Regions from separate parts of the Mus musculus genome. Here region 2 is linked to region 1. Evidence: chromatin loops called from intact Hi-C (ENCODE). Cell type or tissue: gastrocnemius. All regions are shown on one strand.

Region 1 (8,000 bases):
GAGGGCCTGGCTTCCTCTTCCTGCCCTAGGCCAACACCTTCTTCCTCCAGAGGCCTGCTGCAGCCCAACGTACCCTCACCTCCCTGTCTAGACCTGCAGGAAAGTATCTGGAACCCAGAGCTCAGAGGCTCAGCATAGCAAGTCTCAGGAAGGAGGCTTCTGCTTGCCCTGCCATTTCTTGCTGGACGGAGTCCCATCTCCCTATCCTTCTTAACTCCAAGCACTGCCTTCACGTGTGTGACTCCGTAATCTACTCTAACATTTACATTTTAAAAAGATGTCTTCTACAAAAAAAAAAAAGTCCTGCTGATATAAAAAGTCCAGCAATGAGATTGCAAGACAGTTGCTTTCATCTGTAGTAGGTCTTTAAGGATGTTTAATAGAACTCTGTGGAGGCTGAGTTCTTACCTATCTGTGATGTCTACTGTCAGCACAGGCCCCGCCTCTCTTCCTTACTAGTGTGGTCCCTCTTCCAGCCAAAATGATGACATATTTATCACATATGCCAGAATCCCTTTTCCATCCTGACACCAGCCACCTCCAGAGATAGAGCCTTGCCTCCTCCCCTTCTTAGAGAGTGAGACAGACAGGGTCATCCTATGTAGCCCGAGCTGGCATGAACTGACAACTCCTCTGCCTCTGCCTGCTGTCTGGTGAGATTACAGGCAGATATCACAACACCCTGCATCATATTCTTTCCCTAAAACAAGTATTGTGTTACTAAAAGAGATTCGCACTACCCACACTTGAGAGATAGTTACTAATTCACACTGTTCACACTGTGGCAAAGGTGAGAAAGACTGGGGGGGTGGGGGGCAGAAGCTTCCTGGCAGGGGACCTCCTTTTCCTTTTCTCCCTTACTGTCCATGAAATAGGTAACATACCAACATCCTAGTAAGATTTGAGGGAGGTGCATCTCAGAAATTGGTGTGAAAAACCAGGCATCCTGTTTATAAGTCACAGACGAATCTGTAGAACTCCTTGTAATAATCAGTCCTCCTACTGAGCTAAAGTCTTTGCTATGGGGAGGCACCTGCAGGAACTCAGTGCAGGAAGAGAACTTGACTGTATTTTGATTTGGGGACAAAGGAGCTTCTCTTATCTCTAGTATTCTGTATCTCTCCTATATTTAATTTAAGTGAAATCCTACAGAATCCCACTCCCTGTGACCTTTACTGCCTGGAAGTCAATGTAAAGAGTAAGGGAGGCTGGGAACACTCCCTTCTTTTCACCCTGAGAGGCTGGGATAATACAGTCTTCCTCTAACAATCTCTTCCTCTTCCTCTTCCTCTTCCTCTTCCTCTTCCTCTTCTTCTTCCTCTTCTTCTTCTTCTTCTTCTTCTTCTTCTTCTTCTTCTTCTTCTTCTTCTTCTTCTTCCTTCTCCTTCTCCTCCTCCTCCTCCTCCTCCTGCTCCTCCTCCTCCTCCTCCTCCTCCTCCTCCTCCTCCTCCTTCATTTTATGTATGTGAGTATACCATTGCTCTCTTCAGACACACCAGAAGAGGGCATCAGACCCCATTGCAGATGGTTGTGAGCCACCATGTGGTTGCTGGGAATTGAACTCAGTATGTCTGGAAGAGCAGTCAGGGCTCTTAATCACTGAGCCATCTCTTCAGCCCTACAGTTTTCTTCATATACACAAGTTTTCTTCATATACACAACAAGTTTTCTTCATGTACACAACTCGAGCATACACACGCACACGCACATGCACACACACACATACACACACACAAGTACAGTGTAGCTGGCATTGGTTCTTGAAGAGGTTCCCAGTATTTTTATCTCTTTCTGGTGTTCTGGACTTGTTCCCAGAATACAGTGTTTTCAGTTGTTGGATGTTTTATCAGTGGGATAAGATCCTCTAAAGGTCTCCTTCTGAAAAGAATGAAATGCTAGTTGTTAAGAGAAAAGGATAAGAACAATGTTGTTTTGCCCCGACCCCTCCCTACCCCAGTGCCCAATTATCGTGTGTTCACTCAGAGTAAATAGGTCTCCATCAATGAGCAGAAGTAATGAGAGCTCCCATTCATGAGCAAGCCAGGATGAATGTCTTTCCCAGGGGGTGGCAGCAACAAAGCAGGGAGAGAGACAAACAAAGCCAGGTGGAAAATTAGTATTTATGTGAGTCAGAAGCTACAAGATCCAGGGCTAGACAGGAAAGAAGCTAGCAAGAGTGCATTTTGTGACTAGCGGCTGGTCTGTTTAATTATGGTATATAATCATTGAATATTATATACATTATGTATATATGTTATATGTTGTATATTATATATTATATATTTTCCCAGACAACAGCTGAGCTCTTCTCACACCTCTTCCCAACCCTCAGTGGCAGGACTCAATTTATTAAGCATTATTTAGATTATACCTAGCAAATTCACAAATGTGGTCCAGGTCGAAGCTATTTTGGGTAATCACCCATCGATATTCTGCATGTGAAGATGCGGGTGGCTCTTTTAAATGAGGCCAGCTGAACCACTTTGTCTTAAATGAGTCCTGATAGAAAGCGAGTTTTTTTTTTTCCCTCCCTTCTAGGTTTTAATTAGTCTTTAAAGGTGGCCATTTATTCTGCTCTAGTCCCTGGAAACCCTATTTAATCAGCACTCGCAAGCTTCGGAACCCCCACAGTTACCTCATTAATGAAGCTGGTGCCCTGCTGCTCTGAAGCCAGACCCACACATACTGATTAAAAGAAGAAAATGTGCCCACTCTTCATAGAGTCCAGGGTTGAAGTCAACCTCGAACGAGCCTTCTCTTCTCCTTAAGATTAGTGATGCCCATGCAGGTGGGATTCATTTGGTAGGGTGCTTGCCTCTCGTGCACAAGCCATTGGTTCCATCTTCAGCACTGCGTAACCCAGACACCGTGAACAACTGTAACCGCTCCCCAGTGTCTGAGAGGTAGAAACAGGAAGATCAGAGGTTCAAGCTCTTCCAGATGCGTAAGAAAGTCAAGGCTAGCCTGTGCTACTTGGGCCTGTTTCAAAAGCAATAACAGGAAAAGATAGAAGAAATAAAAAATAAGACAAACCAATGTAATAATAATAATAATATCAATAATAATTCCAAGAGTGAATTGAGACATCCAGGGAGCAGGTCCCACAGAGGTGGTTTTCTCTGGTGGTCAGACCCCTTGGTTTTCTGTTGCTTTGCTGGGCTTGCTTTGCTGCCACCCTCAGGATAAGGGTGGAAAGACACCTGCTCCTGGCCAGGGTGAGACTCCACAAGTAGCTCTGCAGGTGGGTAGAGTGTCCTTACACAGCCCATGTTCAGCCCACTAAGCATCGATGGAAGACTTTCTCAGTTCTGGGGCCTTGAGCCCTTTCCTGAATGACAGCCTGTCCCCAGAGCTTGCTGTTCAGAGGCTCTTCTGTCCTGTGGTTCACATTTTCTCTTGGGCTTATGCTCAAACTCTCCTCTAGCTCCTTAGATCTCAGGAGAGACAAGGCTCTTTTCCAACAGGGCCCAGCCTACTGTTGTGAGGCTGAAATTGAGTGTCGAATAGGTGTTTCACACCGGACTGCCTCTGTCTGCAGCACACCTCTGTGTAATACAGCATACCCACAGAGTGGCCTGATCACAGCACTACTGTCTTTTTCCTCTCTGCCTGCCCTTTCATCCCCTTACCCTTAGACTAGGTAAAGCTTAGGAAACGCACAAAGGACAATAGAGGCCTCCAAAGCTTACCTCTTTCTCTACAGATGAGCTGAGGGGCTGATACTATTTTTAGGGGCTTCTCGTAGCTAGTCAGTGACACTAGAGGTGACTATGGCCTGTGCCTACACTGCTCACTTATCTTAGCAGCCTGATCAATTAGACCATTGCTACAGCAATCTGACTGATCATTACGGTTGTACTGCACGACACGAGGTGCCAGGCACAAGGGGAAATGGGTCATCCCATCTTCCCGGAGAATAGAAGCCTGCTGCCTCTGTTTCTGCAGCAGGGCCTCTTCCAAGCTGGTTTCTTCAAATCCCAGTTTCCTTCTGACCTGCTTCAGAGTTAGTCTAGTCCCAGGGCCCTCGATCCGAAGTAACATTGTAAAGACAGCCTGGTTGTTTAGTGTGTGCCACACCGCTTTAAAGCTTATTGAAGTTTCTTGGACCTTCCCTTAGGGCCATTCTAGAAGCATCTCATTGAGGTGTCCCCAAAATCGGTGTTGACATTGGTAAGGGGGTAAGTATTTGAGTGACACTGAGCCAGACAATTCCAGTTCATGGGTAACCCACTGCACACCTCCTGCTTCTGTCCAACAGTCCACTCCGTGGATTCCTAAGGAGTCGTGGTCCAAAGTCACTTAGTGCTTAGTTGCGAGTGGTTTATTGAACCAACTGTTACCCGGATTCTGCTAATGAGCAAAGGCCGTGCGGACACCAGCACCAGTCAGACAGAGACTGGACATCATCTGGGGCATCAAGGCGTTGTTTCAGTTACTTTTACTCAGTCAACCAACATTGATTAGTCATGAGAATCTGTGTTAAGGAGTAAGATGCAATGACGATATGATGAGGTCAGCTCAGGCATTCTGTTGGACCTTCCATTCCGGAAGAGCATGCGTGCGTGCAATTAAAGCAATGATCGAGAACATTGTGTGACATTGGCAAAGTACTAAAGGGGAAAATAAGGAGAGCCTGCTTTTACTACAGTGGCCCTGTTTAAGCTGAGACCAAAAGGAGAGCGAGGGGATCAGATGAAGAATATACTGTATGCACAGAGTTCCTGCGGCAGGGAAGGTTGGCGTCAGGGTTTGAGAACCTTCCCAGCATCCTTTGCGCCTCTCCTTCCCAGTTGGACCACACAGAAAACCCCTCAGGGATGAAACAGACATTTTGGCTTTTCGGTATATGACAGATAATTGTTTGTATCTCTGTCTTTCAGAAATGGTTTAAGCAGCGCCTGGCAGAGTGGCGGCGGTCAGAAGGCTTGCCTTCGGAATGCAGATCTGTTACGGACTAGGGAGCCAGGCCCTTGAGCTTGCTCTTGGAACTCCATCTCTTCTTCCTTCCCTCGGCTTACCCAGGCTGTTTTGATGTTTCAGTGCAGTGTTGAATGTCTCATTGTTTTGCTGTCCTGCTATTTAACACAATGTGTTTTTTTTTTTTATGTATATAACTAAAAAAAAAAAAATCCAAAATAACAGGGAGCTAAATGCAGTTCTGTGTAAAGTGATGGCTTGGCTGGGGGCAGGGGTGTGGCTTGCCTTTGGATTTTAATGAAAGATGATGTGGGAACCGTCTTCGTTTGCCCTTGGCCATCACCTTCCAGTAGTAATTCATATGGACCATCCCCTTCAGAGCTGCCTGGCTTCTATTGAAAAGATAACAGAACAGGCAGGGGAACACCTCCTGAGTTCACTTCCCTGTGCTCCCTCCTTCTGCTTCACTAAACACACTGGTGGTTGAATGAGAACGTGGGTGTATTTGAGTCATTCAAATTATATATATATATATATATATATATATATATATATATATATGAATGAATGAACAGTTCCTTCCCTTACAGCTGTGTTACCTTGGAAAGCAACCTAGTATAGCAGCTATGGATTCCAAGGGGCAGAAAAGCAAGTAGCTAAGGAAAAAAAAAGTTACAGAGTCTAGAATTTACCTTATTTAAATGAACTTGTTAAATTTATTTTGCTGAATAAAATGAACTGCTTTTGTGTTAAAAATTATATTCTAAATTAAAAAAAACGTTAAGTTGAAAATTCATGGAGTCTTTTTTTTTCTCGTTCTTTCTGTAGCTGAATAGGAGTTTATGAAGAAAGGAGGGCTGAAAGGTCCCCCATTTTTCAAATCTCCCAAGTGTGGTCCAGGATCTGCCCCATCAGCATTAGCTATAAGCTTGTAAGACATGCAGACTCTCAGGCCATAGGCCTGACCTGCAGACTCAAGGATATGCATTTCTCACAAGCTCCTCCCTTCCCGCAAGAGCCACACTGTTTCCTGGCTCGCCCACCCCGTGACTGTCTCAGCATGTGAATGTCTTAAGAGTGGTTACGTGTTCTATCACACAGAAGAGTAACTCGGTTGCGATGGATAGGAGATGTTTATTTACTTGGCTTTTAAAGAGGCAGCAGCTGATCTCAGTGTGGAAGCACACACTGTACTTTAATCCCAGCATTCCGGGAGGCAGAAGCAGATGGAGCTCTGAGTTCGAGGTGAGTTTCGTGACAGCCAGGGCTACACAGAGAAACCCTGTCTTGAAAAACAAAACAAAACAAACAAAGGCATCAGCTCACCATCCGGTTGGCAATTCTGGGCAGTTAGAGTAACTCCAGAAAGTCACTGGTCTGTCTGTCTGTACACTTTGCTACCATTGGTTGGTTGATTGGTTTTGAGACAGGCTCACTATGTGGCCCAAGGTGGCCTTGAACTAATATCCTCCTGCCCTCCATCCCCCAAGAGCTAGGCTTTCTGGCAACTTCCTCCTGTATCTCATTGGCTGAAGTGGGTCACATGACCAGCAGAATCCGGGTTGTGAAGGTAAGAAAACAGGAAAGGATGGAGATCGGAAAGACCCTTTGAAATTCACACTAGACCATCCAAGTGTGATGCTGCGCACACTTCTGAACTCTCACCTACCGTGCTGGCTCAGCCTTCCCAGGTCTTTAAAATAGAGCCCATGAGTAGAACACCAAGAATCACTGCTAATACAAATGTTTACAAGATCCTATTAAACATCCTCAGCCAGCTTCCTCTTCCTCTACCTTAAAGCAGTCCCTCTGTAAACAAATACACTAGGAACCGCAAATACACCACGAGCCTAAACAGAATGCCCTGGCGTCTGGCGCATTGCCCTGTATCCTAAGTTCTGAGCAGCCATCAGCATCCAGGCTAAACTCTGACATCTTTTTGGAAAACAAGGGCAAAAGCAGGGACAAAGCAGGAGTGGAGACATGACAGAGAATATATGGAGAACAAGTTTTCTTTTTCAACGCATTCTCCTAGATGCTGTCTGCTCACGGTGGGAGGAGGAGGAGGAGGACTGCCAAGAGCACTGCGGGGCAGCAGACATTGCTCAGACCTGCCCAAGGGCAGTGAAAGGGATTTCAATAAGGTCTAAGATTGGGTCAGAAATCAGTTTGTGCTTATGTATTTGGGGGGGGGGGTCACTGTCCTCTTGTGAACCTCACAATATAACTTTCAGGAGTTGGTTCTCTTCTTTCACCATTTAAGGAACTCAGGTCATTGGTTTGGATGTAGTCACCTTAACCTTTTAGGCCAGCGCACTGGCCGAAGGTCAGAAATCTCTCAAGCACATCGGAGCCATGCTGCAGGCAAGAGCAACTCAGGACCAGAAATACTAATCAAAGTATGTCTTGCGAGGTAGAAGGACCACCACTCAAGCATCCAGAGTCCTTGGATAGCACATGCCGGGAAGCAACAAGATCCTTTCAGAAGTAAATTTGTTGCAAGGTCCAATCAACTTGAGTTGGCCTTTTTTTCCCTTAAACTAAAGTGTAAAAACACTACACGTTAAAAAAAAAAAAAAAAAGCTTTGTGAATAAGCAACTATTATCATCCCTACAAGTCCTAGAGAAGATCGGGGACGGCTTGTTTTGCTACATGAGGTCTGATGAGAGGTCAGAGTGTGGAAGGCTGGGAGGAGTTGAAGAAACAATTTCACATTTCTTGATTAAAAAGAGTCACATGCAGCAGGCACTGTCCTTTGCCTTGAACAAGTAACACTGACTTCAGAAACAAAGATAGCAAAAAACAGCAATACAAGCCAGGATCCCACCACCCAGAGGGAACCTCTTATTAATCTTAATGTTTTAGTGCAATATATGGGAGGGGGTCGTTTAATGACATACACGGAGCTGTACTAGAAGCAATGCAGTTCAACCCTTCCTTTGTCCTGAGAGAGTGAAGAGATTCTTCCTAAGGGGTGGGGGTTGGGGGAAGGAGATTGGCTCTTGTGTAGAGAAAACATCTTGATGTAGTAGGGAACTGTCGGGAGGAGGAAGGAGTGAGGAGAAGGAGGAAGAGAAGAGGA
Region 2 (8,000 bases), 130 kb before region 1:
ATAGGACTGACTGGGTGACAAAGGGAATCTTTCCCCAGCAGTAATCCCCTCACCTACCCAGCCTGGGCAGTTTTGTTTTGTTTTGTTTTGTTTTGTTTTGTTTTGTTTTACTTTCAGAGGCTGGGAGCTTTTGAGGTCTCCTGGTTGAAAAGAGGACATAAGCCATGAAAGAAGGAGGTTTAAAATTGCTTATATAATACCCAGATGACATTAACCTATATGGTTGTTTCCTCCAGGGTGAGCCCATTAGATGTATATCTCTTTAAGATTGCCTGTGTATAAATTTTTAATTATCACCTCTGTGTGATTACGTTTAAGCCAACTTTTGTTACAGATTTTTAAATCATATCCAACAAACTTACAAATCTTGAGGTACAGAAAGTTCACACAACAGTTTTTATGACTCTTGAAATAAGGTTTTTATCTTAGGAAAAGTTTTAGGCAGTTAGAGGAAACAAAAAGTCCAAATTTCTTTGGCCATTCTGGTTTTTCCTCCCCTGTCACAAAATTAAGTGGCTATCCTGACATACTACAGAAAAATTTTTTGGAACAAACTTTTAAACAGACATGCCTGAACCTGGTGGTTGGGTAGGGTGGGGAGCCATGCCCAACTTCAGAATCAGATTTTCAATAAAGCAGAGTAGAATAAAATAATATTTCAATATTATCTATACCCCAAAGTGAATTTAGTGACAGGGGACGGGACCAGTACAATGAGAAATGGCAGTAGCAGAGGTAGTCAGAGCTTTAGCAAGAGTCCTAACTATAGACAGAGGACATTGCTGGAGGGTGCATAAAGAAGTACCAGTGAGGACTATGTGTACTGTTGTAGCTGTGCCTGCTCCCACATTCTTTTCCTTCCTTGCTAGGTCCAGCTCCCATGTCTGCCTGTAACTGGGAAAGATGAAGGGATGGAGATAGCAAAAATGAACTGAATAGACACAGAACTTACCCTCTAAACACAGGGCACAGGTTGTACAATGGACAGAAACAGCAAGAAACAATAAACAGAACCGGGCCGTGCTGGTGCATGCCTTTAATCCCAGCACTCGGGAGGCAGAGGCAGGCGGATTTCTGAGTTCGAGGCCAGCCTGGTCTACAAAGTGAGTTCCAGGACAGCCAGAGCTATACAGAGAAACACTGTCTCGAAAAACAAAAAACAAAAAACAAAAACAACAACAACAACAAAAGCCATGGCCAATTGCTGGGCGGAAGGTATAGGCAGGACTTCCAGGTCCCTAGAGGCAGGCAGGGAGTTGTGAGGAAGGAGAACGGAGTTCACCATGCTTTGGAGAGCGAAGAACCAGGCAACCGTGTGAGGTCTCGGGAGGAGCTGGGACCTTGTGGTCACTACTACAGTTGGGTGGCCAGGGAGTTTAGCAACTGAAGTTTAGGGCAGGAGGGAGAGATGGAGATAAGAAACTGGTAAGAGCATGCTTTTCTAGGCAGGAGATAATAACACCTAGCAATTGTGCCAAGAAGGCAAGTTGAAAAGAAACAGTAGCGCGTGCATGTACGTGTGCGCATGTGTGTGTGTGTGTGTGTGTGTGTGTGTGTGTGCGTGTGTGTTTTATCCATGGATTCATGGAAGCCGGGTGGGGGCTGGTAGCACAGTCACTTCCTGGAGCAAAGGTGGGTAGAGCAAAAACCACATGCAACACAGGGTGCCAATATTCATATGAACAATGTGTCCTCTTGATAGTGCCCTGGACAAGGAGTTCATATGTTGTGTGAGATACCTCATTGTCTCTAGATGGTCTAGAAAGAATTGTGACTTATAAAAGTCAACTGTCATAGAAAGAACCCCAGCTGACAGAATCAGGACCAGATGTCATCGAAATAACTGTAACTTACCCAAGGAGTACTCCCAGACAGGTGCTTGCTGGTTTCTCTTGATGTGGCTGTTAGCTGTGGCAGTCTGCCAAACTGAAGGTGAATCCCTGGTCCTTAGAATGTCCCCAAAGTGTGCTCTCTCTGGGGAGTGGTTGACTCAGAGCAAAGGGTCTAGCTTCTAAATTTGAGTTGGAGTCCTTCAGTTGTGCCATGGGATGTTTTTCTGGAATCTCTTATGGGAGGATGTTTTGCTAAGAACAGACACATAATGTTTTTCTGGAGTCAGCCTGGAAAGAGGGAACATGATGTGTTGCTAGAACAGACGCTTGAGAGAACACGTGATGTTTGGAAAGGATATAAATGTGGTCCAATGGCCAGTGGATGATTCTGGATGGTATTGGTACACCTTGCCATTCTTTGCTGGTCATTGCTGGGCATTGCTGCTGCTGGCCTTTGCTGATGATGCTGGGAGGTATTGATACGCCTTACCATTCTTTGTTGTTTATTGTTTGCTGTGACTTCATAGAGAGAAATGCACCAAAAAACTACTGGTGGTGTTCCTGTGACTTCTTGCCACTTCCGAGGAGTCAGCTGATTGTCAGAGCCTTGCGATTTCTTCTGGATCGACCCACCATTGCTGATTTATGGATGGTGTTTGTGAGTTCTGCCATTGCTGATTCGTGAATGGTGTTTGTGAGTTCTGCCATTGCTGATTCCTAGATGGTGTTTGTGAGTGGACAGAGCTGCTGCTGCTGATTTGTGTGAATTGAACTGCCGATATCCTGACAGCACAGACTGAATTTGCTTCAAAGAAATATTCCAGATCCACATCCTCTTGTGCTCTGTTAACCTTTTCTTTCCACTACCTCTTCTGGGTGGTGGGCTAGAAGGGGCATCAAAGCATCTAAGAACCATTAATAAAAGTAGGTTTTGGGCTGGAGAGATGGCTCAGTGGTTAAGATCACTGACTGTTCTTCTGAAGGTCCTGAGTTCAAATCCCAGCAACCACATGGTGACTCACGACCATCCATAATGAGATCTGATGGCCTCTTCTGGGGTGTCTGAAGACAGCTACTGTGTACTGACATATAATCAATCAATCAATCAATCAATCAATCAATCAATCAATCTTTGGGCTAGAGCAAGCGGGGCCAGAGTGAAGTGCAGTGGGAGTGAGCAGGGAGTGAGAGAGGAGAAAAAAAGTGTCTCAAGACAGCTACAGTATATTTACATATAATAAATAAATCTTTTTTTTTTAATGTAGGTTTTGAAAAATCTCAGCCTACAGGCGTTCAAATGTTAATCCTAAAGACTTGAGTTAAAAGACCACTAGCAGAAAGTATGGCTAAATCAAAGCAGGCTTTACTGTGCCCACCAGAGATCTGGAAGAGGCTTTCTCTCCTCATAGGAAGAAGTTCAAGAGACCAGCCTTGAGCCAATTTCTCATACCTTCTTAATATGGCAAAATGACAAGGTAGGGGTCTTTTCAGGTACAAGTGGATCAGCTAGGAAAGCCCCTCCTTGTACAATGAGTACAGACCATTCCCAAGGAATTGGTTTACAACTGAGCTTTGGGTCAGTCTCCAGAAAACCGAAACTTAACATAACTGCAGACTTAAAATGGCTTCTGATATAGACTCGCCACATCTGCCTGTGTGCCACCATGCTTCCTACCATGACAGTGATGGACTAAACTGTGAACTGTCAGCCAATCCCACTTCTACGTCTTCTTCCATAAGAGTTGCTGTGGTCATGGTGTCTCTTCACAGCAATAAAACCCTAACTAAGACAGCCAGTGAGCAAGAGCAGGCTAGCCCCTCAGAAAGACTCTTGTAGTGAAGCTGAGAGGTAAAGTGTGTTTTAAATACAAACGTCACACAGATCACAATAGCATCAGTCTTAGAGGAGAGGCAAAGCAACCTTGCAACCTCTGTTTCCACAGAACACAGCAGTTATTTAAGAGACACCATGGCAGCTAATTTTTATTTATATCTTTACCAGTTTCCGTTTGTTTAGTCTGTACAAAGATTAATTATGTTGGTTAATACCTCTGAATCACGGACAAATGTGTATCATCCCAAATGTGCTGCTAAGGGTGTTAAGGGTGGGGTGGGGGCTGAGAAGTATTTAAGCAGACACAAGATGGTGTTACTTTACTCCAGTGACCATTCATGATGAAATAGTTATAGGCCCAGTCTTGGAAATCTCATTTGCCATTTCTCTCTCTGATGGGTTGGTCCTGGAACCCCAAGTTCAGTGAAGGAATGAAGAAAGGACCATTGCAGAAACACATACAGAAAAGCTGGATAGAGATGGGTGTGTACATTCTCAAGGAGTGGCACCCTCTACTACCACCCTGCAAACCTCAACTTGATCATTACGTTCAGCACAGGAGAGGATTGGTTAGTCTCCACAGGAGGTCTCTGAAGGCCAGCAGCCTCAGGCTGCAAACATCGGGGAGGAGGAGGAAGCTGCAGTCACTAGGCTTTGTATATACTGATCAGTCATCCTTAAACACTGATGCTGGACTGGAGGAAATGAGACATTGCCTGGCCCATATGGGGGATGGCTTTGGTCTTTGTCATGGCTGTAACCATGGCAGCAACACACATTCACTCACGGTTTCACTCTTTCAGGGTTTCCACTGCATCCTACTCTTGCAGAGCTAACCACAGCTACTGTGAGTGTGTTAGCACAAAGAGCATGCCAAGTCCACAAGGTAATATTTTCCAGCCTTCCTCTCCAACTTCCCTCCCAGGTCTGTCTGTCTCTCTCTCTCTGTCTCCCTCCCTCCCTCCCTCCCTCCCTTCCTCCCTCCTTCCTTCTTTCCTAAGATTTACATTTTACTCTGTTTTTTTTGGGGGGGGGCGGGGCGGGGGGTTCGAGACAGGGTTTCTCTGTGTAGCCCTGGCTGTCCTGGAACTCACTTTGTAGACCAGGCTGGCCTTGAACTCAGAAATCCACCCGCCTCTGCCTTCCGCGTGCTGGGATTAAAGGTGTGCGCCGGCCTTGTTTTTAACTTTCATTTCATGTATACCTGTGTTTTTCCAAAGTATTTTTGCCTATATTGCTTATGTGTGCTTCATGTCCAGAGTGGCCACTAGAGGGCACCAGATCCCTTGGAAATGTAGTTATAGAACGTTTAGAAAGTTGTGAGCCACCATAGAGGTTCTTAGGAACTGAACTCAGGTCTTCTGGAAAAGCAGCCGGTGCTTTTAAGTGCTGAGCCATCTCTCTCCAGTTCCAGGTCTTATATCTTTCTGCCGACTGTTATGTGATATTCCCTAAGCCTTCGGTGGGGCTGGGTAGGCAATTTAGAGGTCTTGATTCAGGCTAAGATCTTTAGTCATGTGTCTCAGCACTTTGAGGAGTTATGAATCTTATATTACTGCTGCTCCTTGACAACAACAACAAAAACAACAACAATAATAATAATAATAATAGGACAAAAACTTCTCCGATGAAAGTGGAGAGCAACAATAATCTAACAGTGATAAGCACAGAGACGTAGAAGATAATTTGTTCAGCACAGCATGTCCATTTAACACATGTCTATTTAACACAACAGTAGCAGTGGGCTCCCTGCTAGGGCAGAGGGATTCCTCCCCCACCCCCCCCACCCCCATGACTTTTTGCCTAGGTATACAGTTGCAGGAGAGAATTCCTTTTTGTGTATCTGGACTCAAATCCAATCAGAAAGTGGTTGGCTATTCCTGTAAAAGTCACGACACCGTGGCACATTTAGTGGGTACAGATGACTGGCAGCGTCCACTCCTGGGATTGTTGTGTATTTTAATAGTCATTTCAGGACAAAGTTAGATACACAAAGCAGCTGACTTTTTAACCCATGGAATCTAAATTCATTTATTTTGACCTTGAAAGTTATGTAAATGCCTTTCTGAAAATATCATTTACTAAGAATTCAGAATTAAAGATAGTAACACAGTTATAGACAGCACTACAGCTTTAAGGCTATAAAGGCAAGCTGGCAATGATGGGTCAAGAAGAGGGAAGGAGGCCTACAGAGTTTCCCTTAACTGAAGCCATTAACTTCACATGAGCGAGTAAAGAACAGCAGACGCCTTTAGCAAGTACATGGTCAAGATGATAATAATACTCTTGTCCTTAAAACAAGAAAGAAAACATCTTTAGAAAGCCATTAAGCAGGGACAGTAGGACCAGATCACAGGGAGGCCGTTACTAATGGATTTCAAGTCTAGAATGTGCTGCCTGTGATCCTCTGGAAGAGCCTCAAGCACTCCTGAGGGCTCCTACACTCCCTCTGCCCACTTCCATGCAATGTCCTCAGAGTCTAGGAGGGAGAGATGTCGTTGGTCCTGATGAGGGCTGAGTACTCAGCCGCTGCTTTCTCAGGTCTGTGTTTCTGGCTGTTTTCTTGGAGGCAAGATAGACTTTTTTGTTTTGGTTTGGTTTGGTTTTGGTTTTTCGAGACAGGGTTTCTCTGGTTTCTCTGTGTAGCCCTGGCTGTCCTGGAACTCACTTTGTAGACCAGGCTGGCCTCAAACTCAGAAATCCGCCTGCCTCTGCCTCCCGAGTGCTGGGATTAAAGGAGTGTGCCACCATGCCCAGCTGCAAGATAGAGTTTTAAGAGACTGTACATGATGGTGACATCCCAGGCAGGGCACAGTGTCCACACGATGCAGGAATGACAGACAGTGCCTTACTTTATTTTCTGATGATTTGATTTTTCTCTTTCTTTCTTTCTTTCTTTCTTTCTTTCTTTCTTTCTTTCTTTTTTCTTTTTGGCAGGGTCTCACCATAAGGCCCTGCTGGTCTCGAGCTTACAGAGATTTGCCTGCCTCTCCCTCCTGAAGTGATGGGATTAAAGGTGTGTTTTTACCATATTCCATGATAAAATATTCTGGAAATATATATTTCATTATAAAGAGTTGCAAATAAAAGAAAGAAAGACAGACAGACAGACAGACAGACAGACAGAAAGAAAGAAAGAAAGAAAGAAAGAAAGAAAGAAAGAAAGAAAGAGGTATCGTTCTGTAGACCAGGCTAGCCTGGTATTTACTACGCTCTCCAGGCTGGCCTCAATTCTCTTTCCTCAGTTTTCCAAGTGTTGGGATTATAGGCATGAGCCACCACACTCTGTTCCAACCTAAGAATTTGAAAGAGATCCCAAGTCCTGGGCTATAGAACAAGATCTTGGCATAAGCACGAGAATTTGAGAGGGCATATGACATAGGGTGTGCTGGATAGTTTTATATCAACTTGATACAAGCTAGAGTCATCTGAAAGGAAGGAGCCTCAGTTGAGAAAATGCCTCCATAAGATCCAGCTGTAGGACATTCTCTTAATGAGTGATTGAAGCAGGATGGCCCAGCCCATTGTGTGTGGTGGTGGTCCTGGGTTGGCAGTCCTAGGCTCTGTAAGAAATCCGGCTGAGCAAGCCATGGGGAGCAAGCCAGTGAGCAGCTCTCCTCTATGGCCTCTGCATCAGCTCCTGCCTCCAGGTTCCTGCCCTGTGAGTTCCTGTCCTGCCTTCCTTCAAAGATGAACAGTGATATGAAAGTGTGAGCCAACGAAACACTCCCCCCGCCCCAACTTGGTTTTTAGTCATGGTGTTTCATCACAGCAATAGAAACCCTAAGACAGGTTGGTACCAGAGTAGTGGGGTATGGGTGTGACAGATCTGACCATGTTTTTTGGAGGATCGTAGAAGGACTTTGAACCTTTGGCCTAGAAAGCCACTGGGTGTTGAGAGCTCAGTGGCTGTCCTGTATGAACGTAGAAGATAAGAATGTTGAGAGCTGTGTAGATGGAGACCTGGCTTGTGAGATTTCGGAAGGAAACAAAGACTTTACTGGGCCCTTTGTGAGAAGAATGGGTGGTGTCTGGTCAGCTGATTATGAAGAACTGGCTGTGATTAACAAGAGGACCAGAGGCACTAAAGCAAAACCTCTGTCTTACGGGGACGATTGGTGCTGCTTAGCTAGAACTGGGGGAATTGGTGGTGGTTAAGTAGAGACCAGCACTGTTAGGGTGACATCTTCTGGACAGTGTTTCCAGTGAGCCAGCACACAGTAGGTGTGCTTAATACATGGCCAAGGCTGTATCTTGTGCTGGCTGCTGAGTTTGGTAACATATGAGTTACCCAAACGGTACTGATTTGGAAGGCACGGAGAGGTCAGCTAGGA

Evidence for each region. A loop is a pair of places that touch in the nucleus more often than their neighbours do. Peaks named below come from ENCODE experiments on the same cell type or tissue, not always from the same donor. Only the 100,000 strongest peaks of a DNase experiment are listed, where the experiment ranks them.
Region 2: a loop joins it to region 1, with 10 times the contacts of the local background. A loop is called at or near these places in 17 of 42 quality-filtered maps.

The regions. Positions count from the first base shown.
Region 1 is chr5:77,084,697-77,092,696 of GRCm38, reverse strand. Hopx (HOP homeobox) reads left to right here. Exons shown (of 3, transcript NM_001159900.1): 3 at 4,881-5,711. The coding sequence ends at 4,958. It overlaps LOC115490297 (a small nucleolar RNA gene), which reads right to left and starts at 969; the gene lies at 866-969. In gastrocnemius, a CTCF peak has its summit at 3,179 (motif pointing left); DNase peaks (open chromatin) are centred at 3,182 and 6,976; H3K4me3 peaks cover 146 bases; H3K27ac peaks cover 352 bases.
Region 2 is chr5:77,214,381-77,222,380 of GRCm38, reverse strand. It overlaps a transcript of Spink2 not described here. Among named protein-coding and RNA genes, the nearest start is that of Spink2, 6.9 kb to the right of the region's middle. In gastrocnemius, a CTCF peak has its summit at 4,936 (motif pointing right); a DNase peak (open chromatin) is centred at 4,937.